Regions from separate parts of the Homo sapiens genome. Here region 1 is linked to region 2. Evidence: chromatin contacts called from ENCODE Hi-C or POLR2A ChIA-PET data. All regions are on one chromosome and are shown on one strand. Each heading gives the region's core, a stretch centred on a gene start or an enhancer-like site at or near the end of the contact. The rest is flanking DNA. Distances are from core to core; before and after follow the strand shown. Region 1 overlaps SLC22A23 (solute carrier family 22 member 23). Region 2 has its middle 29 kb from the start of PRP4K.

Region 1 (6,760 bases), core at 3,104-5,603, 610 kb after region 2:
TAACTGGTGGGAAAAATTGCACTTGCCAGAGGGGACTTGTTGGGCTTCTCTTTCAGGCAGCAGGAACAGCACGAATTCCACCGAAAGGAGATGCCGTGGCACAGACTGTCGTGGGCTGCCAGGACATCCTCGCTGCGGCCTGCCTTCTCCTTTCCTGCCACTCACCCTCAGAGAACTTTATCAGAGAAGCCCACGACTCTTGGGTTTCGTTAACTCTTTGAATGAAATATACATATACTTACTTGTTCACCATATTTTAAAAACATTTTAAAGTAGAGGAGTGGCAAAAGCAGTACAGTTAAAATAATTTTAGACTTACAGAGGAATGGCAAAGGCAGTACAGAGATTTTCTGTAAGCCCTTCACTCACCCGCCTTCCGCTAACGTGAACTCACATAACCACGCTACGGTCCCCAGAGCTGAGAAACGGACGTTGTCGTGGGACTAACTAAACGACGGACTTTCCTTGAATCTCACCAGTGTTTTCTCTACTGTCCTTTTTCTGTTCCAGAACACTCTATTAAATGTAGCTGTGTCTCCACAGTCGCCTCTGATCTGTGACAGTTCCTTGGGTTTGTCTTTTGTGACCTTAACACTGTGATGAGGACAGTGGTGTAACGGGTTGGTATTTTGCAGAATGCCCCTCGATGTGGGTCTGTCTGATACTTTCTCTTGATCAGACTAGGGGGAAGAGCACCACCCTGCTCATGGCGTCGTATCGAGGCAGGAGCTCTGACGTCAGCGTGAGCTGTCACTGGTCACGCTAACCTTCCTCAGTTGAGATGGGGTCTGCCAGGCTTCTCCTCTGCAGTTACTAGTTTTCCCTTTCTCCACTTAGTTTGTTAGGAGTGAGTCACTTTATTTCTTCAGCAAAGGGACTCACAGCTATGAAGGGCAGATAATCCATGTGGCTAGGTACACTGCTGTTTACCTCCTCACTCCTCAAAAAGCTGTCTCTTCTAAACGTGTGTATTTTTTAAAGGTTAGTAGGGTTTTTCTGAGAAACAAAGGTGAAAATCTGGGTGAGGTTGGAAGAGAAGAGTTGTGTGTGGTTGTTGTTGATTTCAAAGGCTGGAGTGGTGGTCTGAGTGACGAACCAGAGAAAGGCCTGCTGCACCCTGGGGTGCCTGCCCCGCCCTGGGGTGCCGGCCCTGTGGAAGCAAGTCCTTGTTCCCCATGTTGCTGCCAGGTCCGTGTGTCAGCATCAGAGTATGCAGACTTTCCAGATGTCCTTCCAGTGGTGCCCTGGGTGGGAGACCCAGTCCCACTGCCGCCTCCACCCCTCCCACGCTGGGTGACCCTGGGGCAGGTCCCCGGCAGTCCTGGATTCACTCTTTTCATCTGTAGAGCAAGAGGGTTGGCCCTGGAAGGCCGTTCTGAGCTCTCGGGCTGTCCCCAGCCACGCTTGGCACGGCTACTGAGGAGCAAGCAGCCTCCAAGCCTGGCAGTGCCAGCCTCCTCTGTGTCTGGAAGAACAAGGCTGCCTCAGAACCCGGAGCCTCCTGTTGGCTGCTTTATTCAGACCCTCCCCCACTTTCCAGAGAAGCCAACTTCTTGAGGAGGAAAGAGAAGCACCAACTCCTGGTGCCACATCCAGGGACCCCAGGGCTGGTTGTGCGTGTGGCGTACACAGAGCAAGCGTGCTCTCCCTTCTCCTTCGCTCTCCAGCCTGAGGCTTGTCTGCCCTCCAGCTTGGGCCACCGCCACCCTGAGCAGCCTTTTCTGCCTCCCCTTCCTACCTCCCCTGCCTTGGGTTTCTAAACCCCTAACCGTGCACTGTCAGGGCACACTGGCTTCCCTGTGATGCTCCCAGCTAATGTCAACCCAGATCATTAATAAATCCACCTCGTCAGGTAATGAGACACCCGGGAGGGGTGTGGAAAGGTGTGAGTTCTTCAAGCCGATTGAAGTCCCCTCATCAGTGACCACAGGAATGGGCATGAATGGGGAATTTGAGAGCCGCATCATTTAGAGTGAGATGTGTCACATCTGGCAGCGTCCTGCTCAAATGCGGGGCTTGGGTGTTTGTTGCAGTATCTTGGCAGCCTAATAGGCTATTCTGTGGATGTTCTTTTTGGAAAAGAACTGTGAAAAAAAATGAGATGACCACATTTCCCTTTGCAGTATTCTAGCTCTAATACGTCTCTCTGTCCTGGTAACAGAGTGCTCTCTGAGGAATGTTGTTTGTTTTGAGGACAGGGAGTTTTTGTTTTTCATATGGGCCAGTTGCAGGCACATGTGTTTGTGGGCAGCCCTGGTCAGGAGTGGCTGGCACTGAGCATGGGCTGTGACTTCAGAGGACTTCCCCAAGGAGCCCAGACTTGTAAGGGAACTCAGACAATTAGCTCCAACAGTAGGGGACAAAGCTAATTTTTAGTAAACTTGTCAGTTGTGTGGTTCAGCTAAGGCACCTGTGTTTTACAACTTTCTGTTTGATCATGGTAAAATACACATACCATAAAATTTACCATCTTAACCTTTTTTTTTGTTTTTTGAGACAGAGTTCTGCTCTGTCGCCCAGGCTAGAGTGCAGTGGCACCATCTCTGCACACTGCAACCTCTGCCTCCCAGACTCAAGGACTTCTTGTGCCTCAGACTCCCAAGTAGTTGGAACTATAGCCATGGGCCACCGCACCCGGCTAATTTTTTTTGTATTTTTAGTAGAGACAGGATTTTGCTGTGTTGGCCAGGCTGGTCTCAAACTCCTGGCCTCAAGTGATCCACCCACCTTGGCCTCTCAAAGTGCTGGGATTACAGGCATGAGCCACCGTGCCCAGCCCATCTTAACCATTTAAGTGTATGGTTCAGTGGCATTAAGTTCATTCACCCTCTAGGGCACCCCTCACCACCATCCATCTCCAGAACTCTTTTCATCTTCCCAAACTGAAAGTGCACCCATTTAACAACAAATTCCCATTCTCCCTCCTCTCCCCAGCCCTTGGTAACCGCCGTTCTCCTTTCTGTCTCTATGGATTTCACTACACTAGTGCCTCATATAAATGGATTCATACAGCATTTGTTTTTCTGTGACTGGCTTATTCCACTGAGCATAATGTCCTCCATGTTCAGACATGTTGCAGCAGATATGAGAATCCCCTTCCTTTTTAAGGCGGGATCGTATTATATCGTATGGATAGGCCACATTTTGTTCACCCATTCACACTTAGGTTGCTTCCACATTCTCGCTATTGTGAATACTGCTGCTGTGAACACATGTGTGTGTTTTTGAGTTCCTGCTTTCAGTTCTTGAAGGACTATACCCAGAAGTAGAAATGCTGGATCATATGATTTGGGGGACTTTTAAAATCACTGTGTTCTTTGGAGGCTATCTGTGAGGTTCTGGCTTAACTTACCATAAGCATTAATGAATAAAAGTTTTTATTGACATTTTTAAAAATAGAAATAACAAGCAAAAAGAATGTGGTAATTATTTGGTAATTAAGGTTCAAGTTCAAACTAGGTAGTGTGATGATGAAACCAAAAGGCAGCTCTGTTCCGTGATTTATTTTCTTTGTATCATTATCTACCTCCATGTTTATTCTTGCCACCAGGAAAATGTGTTTTTTAAGTGATTTTCCCACTGATATGATTTAGAAGTATTTATAAAGTATTTACAGCATTCGTAATTTTTACTTATCTATACTTTTAAAGGATTAAGAAACATTCTTAGACAGAAATGCTTATTTAACATGAGTCTGAGATTAAAACCTATTTTTATAAAGCAGACGTATGATAGGAGATTGTTTACTTTAGAGAAGGAGCAACCACTTTGCAAAGATTCACTGTGAGATGTCTTTACAATTGCAGCCCTACAGGTGCATGAATATTTAATTCAATGTACTAAAAGTCAATTTATACAAAAATGTTTTCTCCTGCTTGTAGCAGTCTATAAGCATCTGCTATGATAATGAAGCACCTCATGCAATTTTGGCCTGGCACCGTTTTTGTTCTTCTCAAGTAATAGGGGTGTACATCATTACTGCGGACATCCGGGAGCTGGCACCGGTCTCAACCCAGCAGAAACCTGAGGGACTTTAGGGTACCAGAGGAAGCTGATGTTGCCACAGCCAGAAGAATCTTGTAAAAAGGCAGCTCTGATCATGTCACTTTACTCCATACCATAAATCCTTCAAAGGCTCTCATTGCTTTTAGAATAAAGGCTTTCTGTGGCTGGTCAGGCGCATAGTAGGACCTCAGGGGGCCCTCTCAGCCCCGTCGCCCGCCCCCACCTCACTTGCTCTGCCTGTTTTGCTGAGCTGGTATCAGTTCCTTGAAAACCTTGCAATCTGTGTCATCACTGGACTTTCGCCAGAACACTCTCCTGTGACTTTTTCTCAGGGTGAAGTTTGCTCATAAAGTCCTCAGATAAGGTTGGCGCCACTTTTTCTAGGGATTTTCTTCTGACCCCTCACATCAGAGTCAGAGGCCCCTCCTCCGTGTGCCTGTAGCACTCTCCACTGTCCTAGTCACAGAATCATAGCGCTCGTCACACTGACTCTGTGTTCAACATGGTTTGGTTTTATTTAACCACGGAGTAGATATAAAAATACTAATAAGATATATGTCAGCTATAAAGGATTCTACACCGTGCACGTTCATGTACTCACTACCCGGCTTTGGTGCCTTTCAGGCACCCTGGGTGTCCCTCCCCAGCCCCACCCTCAGAGAAAAAACCAGCCAGAATTTTGTGTTATTTGTTCCCTTTTCTTTATTATTTTACCTCATCTGTTAGTATGCATAAACAGTACATCATTTAGTTTTGCATTTTTAATAAGTCAAATCATACCGTGTGTGTTCCTCCATACGTTATCTTTCACTCAGCATTATTTCTGAGATGCCGCCTGTGTTGATCTTTATAGCTTTATCATTTGTTTGTTTCTCTGCTGTCTGAATATGCTGCTATCATTTGGGCTGTCATTGCTTTTATACATCTCTCTATTCCTTCTCTTTCCCTTACACCCCCATCTTCACCCTAACACACAATTTTAGTCTCCAAAAGGAGTTTATCTTGCTCGTTGTTATGTCTTAGGATCTGGCATAAGAAAATGTTTGTTAAATGAAGTGCATACCCTTTGGTCTGAGAGTCTGTCTGTAAACAATGAGTGAGTTTACCATTCCATCATTCCATCAGTAATCAGCAGCAATGCCCTTCTTTGGCAAGAGCTCTTTCCTCCCTACACCTTCCCTTGCTATAATACTAGACTAGGACTCAACAAACTTTTTCTGTAATGTCCCAGATGGCAAATATTTTAGGCTTTGCAGGCCATATGTTTTTTGCCACAGCTACTTAATCCTGCCACCATAACATAAAGCAGCCATAGATGATATGTAAACAAATGGGTGTTACAATAAAGCTTTATTAACAAAAGCAGGCAGTGGGCCAAATTTGTCCCACAGGCTATAGTTTGCCAACCTCTGTCGTAGATGACTCACCTGGTTGGAAGGAAGGACAATGTTGCTACTAGGTCAGAGATGGGAAACTTTGATCACAGAGCCCAGGGGGACTCGCCCAGTCTATTAATAGTACAGGCAAGGATAAAGCTGAGCTTGTGATACCTCATAAGGCCTTGAGGCAAAATAAAAGTTGAGGGAGAAAGGTAGCAATTTTCAGACTAGGGCGTAAGTGCATCTTAAGGGTCAGTATGTTATGCATTGTAAACTACGTTACAAAGCCACAACTAAAAATACTACCATGAGATTTGAATTTTAGGCTGGGACAGAGTTTAGCTATTCACCTCACTGTCCTTCATCTGACACTTTCTTCCCTGATTCATCTCCAGCATCTGAGGCTTGAGCCTGGCTGGCTGTGCATACTGAGGACTAAGAGTTGGTGGCTCAACCCTGTCACTCTGTCAAGCATGCAGAATAGATTCTCATGGAGAAAATATTGACTTATCTTTGTTGAACTGAGAGAGCAGAGCAGCATCCTTGAAGAGCTCTAAGTACAAGTGGAGGATCCACCTCCACTGAGTTATTCCCCTTATGTTAAAGTGGACCCCCTTGTCATCGTGACATCAGGGTAAGTGAGGCGGAACATTGCAGGGAAAGAGCATGGGCCTGGGGCAGACAGATGGGAATCTGGGTCACTCATAGTCTTCTCATTCTTTAAGCAGGGTGCATGCCTGTCTCACAAAATCATTGTGAGGGGTGTGTCTTGCTCATGGTGGCAGCAAATGAGTCTGAAAGGAGCGTGGCTGAGGGAGGCCAAGAGGATGCTGATAAGAAAAGGAACTAGGGACTTTACTGTGCACTGCCAGGCATTGTTCTAGCTCTTTTCTCCTGATTCCATTCTCACCATAAGCCTGTAAGAAATAAATTCCACTACTGTCCCCCTCGCACAGATGGTAAATGGAGCAGAGAGAAGGCAGGGCGCTGGGCCAGGCTTGCTTGGCTGGAAGGCTGTAGAGCTGGGATTGGGAGCACAGCGTGTCTGGCTGGAGAGTCCCCACTCTTCTCTGCGACATGGTTTATCACAGTGGCTGTGCTGATATTTTAAGCCTGGCTGTTGTTAATTTTTATTGGGGACTGGTCCTGAAACGCCTCACCACTGAGGCTACTCAGTCAGCCCCATTCTGCTGTCCTGTAGTTAGTTGATCCTGCCCAACCTATGGCAGAATAGACAAAAGGTGTCCTAGGGAAAGGTCCCCAAAAAGATCAGAGTATAAAGTTGAAGATGGCTGAGCCCCCACTGTACTACAGTGCTGTGGTTAATGGGCAGATGGACCTCACTAAGGCAGGCTTCTCTTCCTCACCTCCCCACA
Region 2 (6,179 bases), core at 3,092-5,591:
GGAATTTGCCCAAATTTACAGTTAGTTTATTTTTATTTTTATTTTGAGACAGGGTATGTCTCTATCACCCAGGCTGGAGTGCAGTGGCACGATCCCAGCTCAGTGCAAACTCCGCCTCCTAGGTTCAAGCAATTCTAGTGCCTCAGCCTCCTGAGTGGATGGGACTGTAGGTGCCTGCCACCATACCCAGCTAATTTTTTGTAGAGGCAGGGTTTCACCATGTTGCCCAGGCCTGGTCTTGAATTCCTGAGCTCAAGTGATCTGCCCGCCTCAGCCTCCCAAAGTGCTGGGATTACAGCCACGAGCCACTGTGCCCGCTCCACAGTTTTAGAAGTGGCATTCAAACAGAGCTCAATCACAATAAAAGGCACATCACAAACTATGATAATCCCCCACCTCTTGGATTGTCTTTTATCTCTTAACTTTGTGGAGGGTTTTTGCTTTGATTTTGTTTGTTATGTTATAATGAAGTTTTAAATTGTTAATCATTCCATATGGTGTCTAGGTTTTCCGCCATGATTATAAAGCCCTTCCCTAGCCCCATGTGATACAATTTTCTTTCTTATAATACTTTTATATTTCATTTCTTTTTAAGTCTTTGGTATATCTGACAGCAATTTATGTATGATTCAGATGTATATTTTTTTCCCCAAAGGTCCCAACACCTTTACTGAATAATCTTTTTCCCATAATTTGAGATGACACCTTTATCATACACTTATATGCCCTGTATATTTGAGTCTATATCTGGACTCCCTTCTGGTATAAAGAAGTGCAGTTGACTTTTGTATAACGACCTTATACCTGTCCACCTTGTTAAACCCTCTTACTATTTCTAATATCATGTCTACAGATTCTGATTTTCTGTTAAAATGGTTAATAATTCTGTCTCTCTCTCTTTTTTTTTTTTTTTGACATGGAATTTTGCTCTTATTGCCCAGGCTGGAGTGCAGTGGTACAGTCTTGGCTCACTGCAACCTCTGCCTCCTGGGCTCAAGTGGTTCTCCTGCCTCAGCCTCCCAAGTAGCTGGGATTACAGGCGCCTGCCACTACACCTGGCTAATTTTTGTATTTTTAGTAGAGATGAGGTTTCACCATGTTGGCCAGTCTGGTCTTGAACTCCTGACCTCAGGTGACCCGCCTGTCTCAGCCTCCCAAAGTGCTAGGATCACAGGCGTGAGCCACCGCGCCTGGCCCTTAACATGGTTAATAATTCTCTGATAAAGATTGTTCTAGTCTTTTTCAATCCTTTCTCATCCTTTTGATTCAACTTATTTTTCTTATGTGCTATTGAAGTCCTTCAAGTCTATGTTGTTTTTTTTTATTTCTAAAAATAAAACCAAGAATACCAGAAAACCCTAAGGCTGAAGTAACTGAAAACCAAACTCAAAAATTGATCTGTAGGGTTATTCAGTTACTCTGTTGGTTAGTCACCAGGTCGTGTAAGTGCAAGTCCTAATCAGGAAAAACCAAGACTTTGTGAATTAGGATGGGGACACTCCAGAGGATTCGGAGACCTCCTTGACTCCATGGAGTACTCTGAACTCAATGCCTTGAGCCTCCTCTGCTTGTCAAAGCCTTTCCTTCCTCTTAATCCTCCCGAGGGTGTTTTCCTCCTGACACCAAATGTGTGATGTCCGTTCTAACACCAGCCATTTCTCCAGTTCTCTAGACATCAACCGGATGTCCAATAATTCAATTAAATTCTGATACTGTCTGCCTGCGTTAGCATCCACCCCTACAAGTTAAAGGCTCAGTCCCACAATACTTCCCTACTTCAGATGTCAGCTGTAAATGGGGTGCCCAGGTGATCCACATTTCTGCCCAGGTGACTACAAATTTGGGGGTTCCCATGGCCCCTTCCCCTCAGTTTCTATAATTTGCTAGAATGCCTCACAGAACTCAGCAAAGCCCTGAAGCACTGATTATTCTCATTTTATTATAAAAGATAACAGCTCAGGCCTGGCACGGTGGCTCACACCTATAGTCTCAGTAACTTGGGAGGTTGAGGTGGGAGTATTAGAGCAGGTAGTTAGACGTGAGCAGGGCAGAAGAGGGTCCTTCCACCACCAGGAATGTTAGGCAACCATCAGGTGATGGTCAGGTGGTTGTTAACTGTCTCTTTAAAATAATAATTGGTTGCAGCCAGTGCTAGGGAAAGGCAGTCTCCCAACAGATAGAAAACACCTGAAACTGGTGACTAGCAGCTTCCCAATATGATCTCAGGAGTTGGGTGAGTGGGCTCAAGCATGTGCACTCAAAGGCAAAATGGCAGAGTTTAACGGGTATATGACCTTCCTCTAGGAACATTCAACTTGTAGGAAAGAACGCCTCAATGTGCATTTGTTCAACTTCAGTAAACACACTGTGCATTGGCCCCCTCCTAAGTGCTGGCAGGCCACCGCACATGCAGAATACCAGCATATGAAACCCCAAGTCAGAGGTCAAACTGGGCACTTGAACTCCTCAAGACTCCTGCTTGGCTATCTTCCAAGTGTACCTTACATTCTTTGATTCCTGCTTTAAAACTTTTTAATAAACTTTCACGCCTGCTCTAAAACTTACCTCCATCTCTCTCTCTGCCTTATGCCCTTCAGTCGAACGAATTCTTTCTCCTAAGGAGGCAAGAATTGAGGTTGCTGCAGACTCGTGGATTTGCCACTGCTAACAGGAGGATTACTTGAGCCCAGGAGTTTGCGTCTCCAGTGAGCTATGATGTTATCACTGCACTCCAGCCTGGGCAACAGAGTAGGACCCTGTCTCAAAAAAAAAAAAAAAAAAAAAAAAAAAAAGATACTGCTGAGGAACTGCCAAATGGAAAAAATGCAGAAGAGAAGATATAGGGAGAGGGGCAGAGAGCTTTTACGCCCTCTGTGGGTGCACCAGCCCTCAGTACCTCCAAGTTTTCAACCCGGAAGCTCTCCAAACCCTGTTCTTTAGGAGTTTTTATGGAGGATTTGTTGTGTGGACTTGGATCGATTAAGTTATTGGCCATTGGTGATTAACTCAACTTTCCGTCCCAAGAGATTGGGAGTGGGGCTAGAAGTTCCAGCCTCTAAAGATGCCTAGGTCTTTTATCAATCCACCCTCATCCTGAGGCCATCCAGGCAACCCCAGGCACCAGTCAGCTCATTATCATACAGAAGATAATCTTATCACACGGGAGATTCCAAGGGTTTTAGAAGCCATGTACCTGGAACTGGCACAAAGACCAAATATGTTTTCTTGTGCTTTACCTCTCTTTTAAAAACATGTAACTCCTTGTTATGGGTTGAATTGTGTCCCCTGCTTCACGAATTTCATATGTTGGAGTCTTGACCCCCAGCACCTCAGAATTGTTGATGAAAAGAGTCAAACTCTGTAAAATATTTGAAGAGATTTATTCTGAGCCAAATATGAGTGACCAATGCCCATGACACAGCCCTCACGAGATCCTGAGAACATGTGCCCAGGGTGGTTGGGGAATAGCCTAGTTTTATACATTTTAGGGAGACATGAGACATCAATCAAATACATGTAAGATATACATTGATTTGGTCTGGAAAGGTGTCACAACTCAAAGATGGAGGGTGAGGGGCAGTTCCAGGTCATAGGTAGATTTTAAAATTTTCTGATAGGCAATTGGTTAAAAGAGTTATCAATAGAATGTCTGGGTTTCGATAGGGGTTGTGGAGACCAACTTTTAAATTATGCAAATGAAGCCTCCAGATAGCATGCCTCAGAGAGAATAGACTAAATGTTTCTTATTAGACATAAGTTCTGTGTTGATGTTAAATGCTGGTTGGCTCTTTCTGAATTCCATAAGTGGGGATGGTATAACGAGCCATGTCTGACCCCCCCATTTCCATCATGGCCTGAACCAGTTTTTCCGGTTAACTTTGGAATGCTCTGGCAGAGAGGAGGAGTCCATTCAGATGGCTGACGGATCTTAAGATTTTATTTTTGGTTTACAGAATATAGCCTTATTTAGGGATAAGGTCTGTAAAGAGGGAATCAAGTTAAAATGAGTTCATTATGTAACTGAGTACTCTCATTTTTCAGTTTATTTTTTAATTATTTTCTCCTCTCCCCTTTCCCCCGGCTTATGCCCCCAAAGCATGCCTGCCTCAGAACCTTCACCCTCTAGGAGGGGTTGCCTTGGAACTCCCACCCACCAGGAGGGCATGTCAAAAGCACGCCCACTTGGCCACTTTTATAACTTCTGCCCAGGAAGGCACCAACTCAGCTACCCAGTAGTTAAGGCACTGGGCCAGCAGGGGGACCCCTCGCCCTTGCTCACTCCTTCCCCGGCCTTGGATAAGTGCCTACTTTCTGCTCTGGGAGCAAAACGTCACATGTAAAGGCAGGACTAACGTTCACGACTCTTCCCCAAGCTAGCTTCGGAAGAAACCGCTTTCTTTATGCCAGACCTCGCTCTTGTTAATTGGACTACGCAGGCAGCAAGCAACTAACCCTCTGTTTGGTGACGGTTATGGATGGGCGCCCTAATCCGGTATGACTGCTGTGCTTATAGAAAGGAGAAACTGTCCAGGCGCGGTGGCTCACGTCTGCAATCCCAGCACTTTGGGAGGCACAGGCAGGCGGATCATGAGGTCAGGAGATAAGACCATCCTGGCCAACATGGTGAAACCCTGTCTCTACTAAAAATACAAAAATTAGCTGGGCGTGGTGGCGCGTGCCTGTAGTCCCAGCTACTCGGGATGCTGAGGCAGGAGAATCGCTTGAACCAGGGAGTCAGAGCTTGCAGTGAGCCAAAATCGCGCCACTGCACTCCAGCCCGGTGACAGAGCGAGACTCCGTCTGAAAAAAAAAAAAAAAAAGGAGAAACTTGTACATGGAGATATGCGTAAATGTACAGGGACACAGGAAGAAAATGGCTTTCTACAAGCCAAGGACAGAGGCCTGAAACGGATCCTTGCCTCACAGCCCCCAGAAAGAGCCCACCCTGCCCCAACACCTTGATCTTTGATTCCCAGCCTTCAGAACTGTGAAACAATACATTTCTGTTGTTTAAGCCACTTGGTTACGGCAGCTATAAGAAATTGATACACTTTTTTTTTTTTTTTTTTTTTTTGAGATGGAGTCTCACTCTGTCAGCCGGGCTCTGGAGTGCAGTGGCACGATCTCGTCTCACTGCAACCTCTGCCTCCCTGGTTCAAGCAATTCTCCTGCCTCAGCCTCCCGAGTAGCTGGGATTACAGGCGCCTGCCACTACCGCCAGCTAATTTTTTGTATTTTTAGTAGAGATGGGGTTTCACCATGTTGGCCAGGCTGGTCTTGAACTCCTGATCTTATGATTCGCCCTCCTTGGCCTCCCAAAGTGCTGGGATTGCAGGAGTGAGCCACTGCGCCTGGCCCTAATACACTTTTTTATATGAGGAAGTTACATTGTAAGAGCAAGTAAATATTCCTCTATACATCCCCAACCACTTCCACTGTATATAGACCAGTAGCTAGAGTTAAATCCCTGTATGCCCCAAGGGAAATTACAGATTTAACACAAGAGAAGGCTTACACATCAAAAGACTTGTAAGACTTTGATAATTTATGTCTTCTCTTCCCTGAGATAATTCTTCCAAAGCTTAGCATTCACTGGCTTTTGTTTATCATGCTCATGTCCACTGCCATTTTTTGATGTACTTAATTCATAGGTCCCTTGTTGGCTCTTTAGTCCTCATTATTCATTTGAAAGCTTCTGGACTACCATAAGGCTATCTATGAGATGTTGGTATAGCGCCCTGAACATCTCTCTTATCTTACTTAGTACACTTGTATGACTTTAACTTGTATTTTCCCCACTAGGCCCTGTTTTGTGTGAGGATTCCCAGTGTCTAGCACAATGCCTGGTACATACCATGTGTTTAATACCTAGTTCTTAAAGGAAGAAGGAAGAGAGGAAGAGGAAGGAAATTCTATCCAATAAATGCTATCTAGGAACAATGTGGATTTATCTTTCTCTTTAGTTACTTAGGAGCTACATTAGTATCCTTAGAACTTGTGCTGGAGAGATTAGTGTTGGCAGTTTATTATTTCGTTACCCTTCGAAACTGCATGGGTAATAACAGACTGTGGATAGTCTCACATGCTGTCTCCAAATACTTTCTCCCTAAAACTAGAGCATATCCTCTTAAACACTGGCCTTGTTCGCCACCACCATGGCCCAGAAGCAGGCCCAATAA

The links. A loop is a pair of places that touch in the nucleus more often than their neighbours do. ChIA-PET counts read pairs that join two places held with the same protein, here RNA polymerase II (POLR2A). Pooled maps may share reads with other maps.
Region 1: a loop to region 2 is called in a pooled map, with 2.6 times the contacts of the local background. The contact joins two enhancer-like sites. A Hi-C loop is called at or near these places in 1 of 50 pooled maps. POLR2A ChIA-PET finds 5 or more read pairs at or near these places in 3 of 52 experiments (Caco-2, GM12878 and activated T-cell).

What each region holds. Positions count from the first base shown.
Region 1 is chr6:3,381,249-3,388,008 of GRCh38, reverse strand. The region is part of intron 3 of SLC22A23 (solute carrier family 22 member 23); the gene reads left to right. Among named protein-coding and RNA genes, the nearest start is that of SLC22A23, 72 kb to the left of the region's middle. Within about 2 kb of position 4,353, at least 9 of the 41 ENCODE cell types and tissues checked have a DNase peak (open chromatin) inside an H3K27ac peak, as active enhancers do.
Region 2 is chr6:3,989,098-3,995,276 of GRCh38, reverse strand. No RefSeq gene overlaps it. Among named protein-coding and RNA genes, the nearest start is that of PRP4K, 29 kb to the left of the region's middle. RefSeq lists an enhancer at 4,031-4,530. Within about 2 kb of position 4,341, at least 24 of the 41 ENCODE cell types and tissues checked have a DNase peak (open chromatin) inside an H3K27ac peak, as active enhancers do.